Regions from separate parts of the Homo sapiens genome. Here region 1 is linked to region 2. A link is a loop called in an ENCODE intact Hi-C map of the cell type or tissue named here. Cell type or tissue: left ventricle myocardium inferior. All regions are shown on one strand. Links, peaks and the distances in the headings refer to the core of each region. The heading gives the core; the rest is flanking DNA.

Evidence for each region. A loop is a pair of places that touch in the nucleus more often than their neighbours do. Peaks named below come from ENCODE experiments on the same cell type or tissue, not always from the same donor. Only the 100,000 strongest peaks of a DNase experiment are listed, where the experiment ranks them.
Region 1: a loop joins it to region 2, with 4 times the contacts of the local background. A loop is called at or near these places in 2 of 110 quality-filtered maps.

The regions. Positions count from the first base shown.
Region 1 is chrX:41,725,161-41,729,564 of GRCh38, reverse strand. All of the region lies in intron 5 of CASK (calcium/calmodulin dependent serine protein kinase), which reads left to right. GPR82 (G protein-coupled receptor 82) reads right to left here. Exons shown (of 3, transcript NM_080817.5): 2 at 2,722-2,792; 3 at 1-2,572. The coding sequence starts at 2,538. The coding sequence ends at 1,528. Among named protein-coding and RNA genes, the nearest start is that of GPR82, 3.2 kb to the right of the region's middle. In left ventricle myocardium inferior, for the core only: no CTCF peak of the experiment used is centred there; no DNase peak of the experiment used is centred there.
Region 2 is chrX:41,665,151-41,669,554 of GRCh38, reverse strand. It overlaps CASK (calcium/calmodulin dependent serine protein kinase), which reads left to right. Exons shown (of 27, transcript NM_001367721.1): 7 at 4,103-4,278. Among named protein-coding and RNA genes, the nearest start is that of GPR34, 22 kb to the left of the region's middle. In left ventricle myocardium inferior, for the core only: no CTCF peak of the experiment used is centred there; no DNase peak of the experiment used is centred there; H3K27ac peaks cover 380 bases.

The DNA.
Region 1 (4,404 bases), core at 253-4,252, 60 kb before region 2:
TGTATTTTTAGTAGAGGTGGGTTTCGCCATGTTGGCCAGGCTAGTCTCGAACTCCTGACCTCAGGTGATCTGCCCACCTCGGCCTCCCAGAGTGCTGGGATTACAGGCATGAGCCACCGCACCCAGCCCACTTCAATATTTTCATCAGTAAATTAGTATACTTTAGAGTTGTGGTGATTAAAATAATATATGTAAAGCATATAAGTAGAATGCTTGGCAAACAGCAAGTGCTTACTAAGCGTTAGCTACTCATAATAGTAACAGCTGATTTAATAATAGGATCTGTAAATAAGATAGTATTTTCTGCTCTACAAATGAAGAAATTAACACGTACAGAGGATAAGTTAATTTGCCTAAGATTGTCCAGCTAAATAAAAAGTAGAGCCAGATTGAACCCAAGAAGTATAACTTCAGAGATCAATCTCTTAACTGCAATACTATTACACTCCCTTATTATTCATTCATTTATTTCACAAAAAATTAACTGCCAGGTACTGTTTGTCACTAATAACATTATTTATATTGAATACAGAAGAAAATATGCACAATGTGATGAAGATGGGCATATAATGACATAGCTTTTTACTTTGACAAAGCCTAATCCAAATATTTAAGCATTTTTATAAGTATCATCTGCTTTAAAAATATAGTCAATGAATATTGCTTCTCCCCAATAACATGAGCCAGATAATTTCAAATAAATAATATGTTTATAAAACCTTGGATTTTTTTCACTGTATTATTCATGCATTTAGGTAAGATGTGAATGAGGATATTTCTTATTTATTTTTTTACTTATTTTTATTTTTTTGTTTTGTTTTATGAGACAGAGTCTCGCTCTGCCTCCCAGGCTGTAGTGCAGTGGCACGATCTCCGCTCACTGCAACCTCCGTCCCGGGCTCAAGCGATTCTCCTGCCTCAGCCTCCCGAGTAGCTGGGATTACAGGCGCCCACCACCATGTCCAGCTGATTTTTGTATTTTTAGTAGAGACAGGGTTTCACCATGTTGCCCAGGCTGGTCTTGAACTCCTGACCTCAAAATGATCCACCCACCTCAGCCTCCCAAAGTGCTGGGATTACAGGCGTAAGCCACTGTGCCCAGCTACTTATTTTTAAAGATTTTAAAATTACCAATAAACACTAGCCATAGATTGACCCTTGTATTCTAACTACCAGAAAGCAGACAAGTCATAAACCATTTGCTTCTTTATCCTAGTCATGAAATAACGTGTTCTGAACAGAAGCACTGACAGTTGAGTTTAAACAGAAAACAGCCTGTTAGTTTCATATGAGTGGGATCCTTTCAATATGCTTAATTTTTGCTTCTGAAAGTTTCTGCCATCTCAACGTTCAGTATAACTGTTTTTTGAGTTTTATGAATATATGTTTATTTATTTTTAAAAACCAAAGAGATTTTCTTGGTGATTATTGTCAACCAAGCTGTGACATGTTAATGATGTAGTTTAGTGTCCCTAATAAAGTCACATGAATGCTTTTCTTAATATTGTGGGGTTTTCCATTCAAAAGTCAACCATATGATTGCATATGTGCTGAATTAGACTTTGTAAAGAGATTATATAGTGTCTTCTTGAATGTTTTATCTAATAAAAGAAATATAATGGGGTCTGTGCTACTTCTGGCCGAAGCAAGACAGGTGAGAATGTTTTTTGTTTCTATTAAATAATTCAATTGCTGACAGTTATCTCTTTGGTGTAGAACATAAAAAATGGGTTTAAAAATACTATAAGGAAGGAAGCAAACTATTAGTAGAATCTGGATGACCAAAAGATGTCTTTTCACAGAACTGTAAGTCAAATCTTTCTCCATAATGGACGTACAGGTTCTTATTTTTCTCAGATGGCTTACAAAAGAGTAGTATGATGTTAGTACTACTAAAAAGGAAAATCCAATAAATGTGGTTCCAATGAGACCTGCAATCTGAGAGATCATGGCTCCTAGTTCCATCTGCCGATTGTAGCATAGGCTCTCTTCTCCTTCTGTAGCCTCTATGACTGAGTAGTATACGGTAACTGGAATGATTATGCCCAGTACAACTCCCCATATGTAAATGCATAGTTTTCTAGCAAAGTTGGGCTGGCGAAATTTTTTCAGTAAATGGCCATAAAATATTTTCTCATAGCATGAAGTAGTCTCTTGCGAGGAATCCTTTTGCATTAAGGTAGCATAGCGGCTTATGGCAATCCAACTTAAAATTAAGAGACTGACAAACATACTTGCATGCATGGATAGAGTTCCCAGAAAATTGACCACTCTGCATTGAGCAGATTGATATTCCCATTGGAAACCTTTCAGGAAATAGATACTCATGAAAGGCATGGCACTGCACACAAGTAAGTTTGCAGTCACAAGGTGTGACAGGTAGATGTGCGTTGATGTTTTTTTACCTATTTTTGTTAAAAATATCCATTGAGAGAGAGTGTTTCCAAAAACACCAACAATACAAAGGAGGATGTAAATGATTGGTAAAGCCATGGAAGAGATCATAGATGGTTGAATACATGTTGTATTGTTGTTCATTTATGTCAGGTTTTCTTGAATTTTGTCACAGGAGCTAGAATAGAATTGCAGATATTTAATATTAAAATTATTTTTGGTACAGTATTTAAGCTGAATAGTTTTTAAAAAAGAAAAACATTGAATTAAATAAAATAGTAACAAAAATGTATTGGATGGAACGGGAAAGTATAGATGGCTTCTTACCTTTTCTAATCACGATTGTCCGGTTGAAATAAAGACAAAAAGTTACTTATTGTGATGGATAATGCCTTTGTCTGAAAAACAAAATTTGATGTGAATAGTTACATGCCTGGGATTTATAATTTTACTTAGAGAAATGTATAGTTCTTAGATTGTAAAACAATTTGTAAGTGATGATTGATTTTTCCTAGAAATATAATTTAAAAAATTTTAAGGCACATGTAACCAATTCATGTTGGCCAAAGTATTACAGAAGTATTTTGCGGCCACAATAATAGAGAGTTGACTGGTTTTTAATTACCACATTACTTATATATAGTTTTCAAAATGGTGTCTTTTTGTGGCTAGGCTAAAACACTCCTTTATAACCTAATACTATTAGAAGAGTCTCTTTTCATATTTCAGAAGTTAACTCAGTTCTACATGAACAAAAATTCAGGCAAGATCCTGAATTGAACAGAAGTATAGCAACCAAGGACAGACTCCAAAATCCCAGGGTCATTACCAAAGAATATTTAAAATGTCCTTTCAAATATTTAATGTTAAACTGTCATACTTCAATAAAAGTTTACACATGTATGTCAAAACTGTAGTTACAGCCAGATGTGGTGGCTCTGCACCTGTAGTCTCAGCACTTTGGGAGGCTAAGGTGGGAGGAATGCTTGAGACCAGGATTTCAAGAACACCCTGGACAACATAGCGAGACCCTGTCTCTATAAAAAATACAAAAACTAGACCGGGTATGTTGGCTCATGCCTGTTATCCCAGCACTTTGGGAGGCCAAGGCCAGCCTGGGCAACATGGTGAAACCATGTCTCTACAGAAAAATTAGCCAGGCATCCTGGCATGTGCCTGGAGTCCCAGCTACTTGGGAGGCTGAGGTTTGAGGATCAGTTGAGCCTAGGAGTTCAAGGCTGCAGTGAGCTATGATCATTCTACTGCACTCCAGGCTGGGTAACAGAAAGAGACCCTGTCTCAAAAACAAACAAAAAAAAACTGTAGCTGCTATGCTTGTTGGTTAGAGTGTCCTTGTGTGTAATTTGCTATCTGAGTTTTTCAGAGGATTTTTTTTAAAGGATATGATGTTTTAATCACAACATAAATGCTGGTTTTTACTTTTTTCTGTCTTATATTTAAATCTTTCTCGCTTCAAAGGGTACACATGAAGTGCTGAAGAATCATATACAAACTGCTTTTATTCTTATTTTTCTCCTTATTTCCTCACTTCTTTCAGGTGAGAATAACAAAAGTTACTGGATTCTGGTCAAATAAGAACCATGATCTCTATTCAGAATGTGCCATATTCTCTGTGTTCTTCACCATAGCCTTCTGAGCACCACATTCTCCACTCTTTCATGATCTAGAGCAAGGTTTCTCAATCTTCTTTTTAATCATGTTCTCTTTTGATAAACATAAAAACTGTACCATACACAACCCTTTGAAATTCTTATATCCCCCCAGCCCCTCAGGGCAATTTTACTCTCTACCCCCTTCAGAATTATGGTTTGATTTATTTTCTGCATCTTGGATTACAGAAATTGGGGTTTTTTTTCAAATATGATATTATAATTTTATAATAACTTTTTAAACCAATCCACACCCAAAGTCTTGAAAACTTGAGGACTGTGCAGTGTCTGTGGGTTTAAATAACAAGATTCTTAATTAATGTTTACCACTGTCTTTATA
Region 2 (4,404 bases), core at 79-4,078:
AACAAATAATTTCTGATGATTATATTACCAAGGTTAATGGGATGAAATGAAATGAATTTATTTTATATGTTATATACTGGCCATATATAATGACTTTGTTTCTGTTGCTCTGGATCTATATCCTGTTGGTATTTAGAATGTCATGTTCTTCGTATTTTATTGTACATCTTGACTGGGGGGGAAAATAGATGCATTATGTTTACCTGGACATTTTCTCCATATTAATCTTTTTCTAAAGTCCATGAACCTTTCACCTAAATTGTTTATTTTTAAAGCTAATTTTGAACTCCCCCCCACCGCCCACCGCTGGTATGTCAGTATTCAAAATGTATTTTTCTCCATGCTTCTAGAATTAAAATACTTCCTGATGGTCAAAATATTGTCATTTCTTAGCACACCTTTTTTTGTATTCTTGAAATAACTGAATGTTACGTTTTAAAAAATAGAATATGAATAAATTAGAGATAAATTATTTCTCTTAGAAAAAGCTTTTCTGCTGTTTAAGGTACTTTTGAAATTTTGGTAATTAAGGTTGGGCACGGTGGCTCATGCCTCTAATTCCAGCACTTTGGGAGGCTGAGGCGGGCAGATTGAGCCCAGGAGTTCAAGACCAGCCTGGGCAACATGGCGAAACCCCATTTCTCCAAAAAGATGCAAAAATTAGCCAGGCATGGTGACAAGAGCCTGTATTCCCAGCTACATGGGAGGATCGCTTGAACCCGGGAGGCAGAGGCTGCAGTGAGCTGAGATCGCACCACTGCCCTCCAGCCTGAGCAACAGAGCAAGACCCTATCTCAAAAAAAAAAAGAAAGAAATTCCGTCAATCATTTAATTATTTATCAACTTTAAAGCAGAAAGCCATTTTCCTGTCAGTTTGAAATCCCAGTCCCTAGTCCTCCAAATAGAAAGGAATTCATTTCTTTATATGTTGCATATAGTAAAAATCATTTAAACATATTTACACTCCCCCTACCTGAAACTCAGCTATTTAGGAAACTTACTTATCCAGAATACAACTAGAAACCTAGAAAATAACTACAATAGCAGCAAAATTATTCCTACCCTTAAAAATCCACTCATGCTCCTCACAATTGAGCATCTAAAGACACTCTCTAAGGCTGACTTGCTCCCATGTTTTAAAAAGTTGTATAGATTCGTGTTCCTTCATACCTTGCACATGCTATTCCTTCTAGTTGGAGTGCCTTTTGTTATTTTATCTATCTGGTTAACTCCTACTGTTCTGGAAGGCTGAGCTAACAATTATCTCCTCTTTAAAGCAGGCTTACCTTCACCATCCCGAGTTGGATAGCCCTATTCCTTCTCTCTATATTCCCATAACTATCTGGGCTACATACCTCCATGTAGCATTGGATGCAGGGACTTACATCAAAGACTGTGATTTGTAAGAGTAAGGGGGACCATGGCTGAGGGTATCTAGGACCTAGCAAGCACTTAGGAAATTGCTATTAAATGAAATAAACTGGTTGCTAGTCAGGTTCTAGTTAATAGCAGATTATAAAAGCAACAAATTAGGAGAACGCAGAACTAAAGCATAGTGAGAGAAAAGAAATAAAAGCCTGACAAAAATATATATGATATATACTGAGCAGACACCAAAACTTGGAAAGCGCAACAGCCTTTCAATATGAAAGAAATCAACTCTTGCATACCTCTGAAGTTCCTGAGGGTGCTTTCTGTTCTACAGCCTAGGTCTTTAATCAGTATCTACAATGACAACTCTGAGTCATCAAGAAAAGGTTAAATTATGAGCAGCATTCTGTGTAAAAGAAGTCAGGAAATTGTAGAAAGCCATACAAAATTATTTAACTAAGGTGGGCACTGTGACTCACACCTGTAATCCCAGCTACTTGAGAGGCCAAGGCAGAAGGATCGCTTGAGCCCAGGAGTTTGAGACTAGCCTGGGGAAAATAGTGAGACTCTGCAAAAAAATTATTAAAACAAAAAGGATTGTGCGCATAAAGATTCAAATCACAATGTATTTAAAAATGTAGCTATTCAGAACAATTCTCCCCCTGAGATTCTGGTAGGAAGGTTTTATTGTATTATCAAAATATATAATATTTAAATATTTGTCCAAAATATCTCAAACTGCCATTTAATTTAGTTTGCTAATTTGTTTCCTTTTCTTAAAATTTTGTGGTCAAAGTCCTAAAAGTCAAGAAGAAGTATCAGCAAAAACAAGGATTTTTAGGAAGTTGGTGTATATTAAAGATTAACTCCAGTCCTTTTTACCTTCTACTGATTTACATGAAATAAAAGAGCCTTCCTCTACATTCTTTCTACCATGGTTTTTCCCCTATCATCTGTGAGCAAATTATTGAACCAAACAACAGGCATCTTCCCGAAGATTGAACACTAATTCTCCAGAATTGGGTAGTCTTCGTCTAGCTAAATGGAGAGAACCTTCTCAGGATGGCTGGGACTGGCCATGGTCGCTCTGATTATTCCCAAGTTAAGGCCCCCATTTTGAGTGGCTTGGCCCAGGAAGTGGTAGGAGTCAAGTTGAGTTTCAAAGCATCATCCAAACTGTCAGCAGGTACCTAACTGGTACCCTGGTACCAATTGAATGATACTGGTTTCCCCTACTCCTGCTAGCTCCTGTCCATCAGAACAAGGCTAATTCTCCAGTGGCCCCTCCCTGTCCAGGCTATTAATGAAGTATGGAAGGCTTAGTTCCCATCCCTGCAGCTTCTTCGTGTTACTTGAGGAAGCAAAATGGGGCAATACAGAAATAAAAGTATTTCTCTAGCCAGGTCCTTCTAGTCAATAGTTTTCACTGATCTATCGTACATTTTAAATGAAAATATTTTCACTACTGGAACCCTGAACTTAAGCTTTTCTATTATGGGGGGAGGAAGGGAAACCATATGATCTGCAGCAAAGGTACATCCTGATACACAAGCTAAGAGCTCTTTTATCTTTCTGCATCCCAACTGAGTTTCATAATCATGAACAGAACTTGATATATTCTCTCTAGCTGAACCAGAAGATCTCTAAGGTCTTTTAAAACCACAGTTCTGAGTTCTAGATAAAGTATTGCACAATCTTCAAACTAAAAATTATCTTGAACTCAGTATGATGAAAGAGAGAGACAGAGGGAGGAAGGGAGGTGGCTGGGCTTGCATATATCTAGAAGAGCTGCCAAGTCTAGTGGGCAGTGCCCCATCCCACAGTGATCTTCCTGCCGGGTACAAGCCTTTCATTCCACAATAGAAGACTTCTTTTGGGATACTGAGTTAAAGATAGTTATGAATGTGCAAACAGCTAGTATCAGATTCCTTACAGAAAGCTAATTTTTGATAGAGAAACAAAAGAAAACTCTTTAAAGAAGATGAAAGTCAAAGAGGATTGAATGGGAGGAGCTTCATAATTTTGCTTTTGTTTATGCCATATATTTGCTCTCATTCTCTTCATATGTTAATGTTAGGAGGAAGCTAAAAACTCCTACTATAACAAAATATTACTAACTATTGTTAATTGCTATAATTAACCCATAAAATCAACTGAACAGGATTTCAGAGTCAAATTCATATTTCAAATAACAGTTCTCAGCATTTGGTTTCATTGGGGAATTTCCATTTGGCAGTCAAGTCATCTTTTTTCCACCGATTTTTTTCTCATGACTTCCTGCCCCCTCCTCTCCTTTCCCCTGCCTCTGCCTCTGCCCAGGGTAGGCCTCCCAACTCTTTCCTGGACAGCTACAGGCTCTGCCTGTTGACTCTTTCACCTGCCTCTGCTCTATATATTTGGTGACTTTCAACCATGTGAAAATTAGAAAATTTAAACTTCTTCATGAGGTAAGAACCACATAAATACCTACTACGTAGCATGCAGAATTCAATAGGGAGTGCCAGTGTACAAGACAGAATACCTATTCTGGGCTCAATGTTTTCAGGAAGCAATTAGATAAGTAATTTTTTTCACCTATGTGAACTTGATTTTATGGAGAGGTGGAGGAGTGGTGAGAGTATATGTATTGGTAAACTTTTTATTTGGATTGTTATTGTTCTATTATTTTTAGTTTTCAAGTGAAAATCCCATTTTATGTAAACATTTTTCCTTAATGTTGTTTTAAATGTAGGACGTGTTGGAACACCTCATTTTATGGCACCAGAAGTGGTCAAAAGAGAGCCTTACGGAAAGCCTGTAGACGTCTGGGGGTGCGGTGTGATCCTTTTTATCCTGCTCAGTGGTTGTTTGCCTTTTTACGGAACCAAGGAAAGATTGTTTGAAGGCATTATTAAAGGAAAATATAAGGTAATGCATCATGAACATTTTCTTTTTCCATTGAGATTAATTTATCCTGAAAAATGTTTTTTTGAAGTTACTGTCTGTCTTTGCCCACTAATTGACTGCCAGGTAGTTACCCCATCAGAGAAAAGG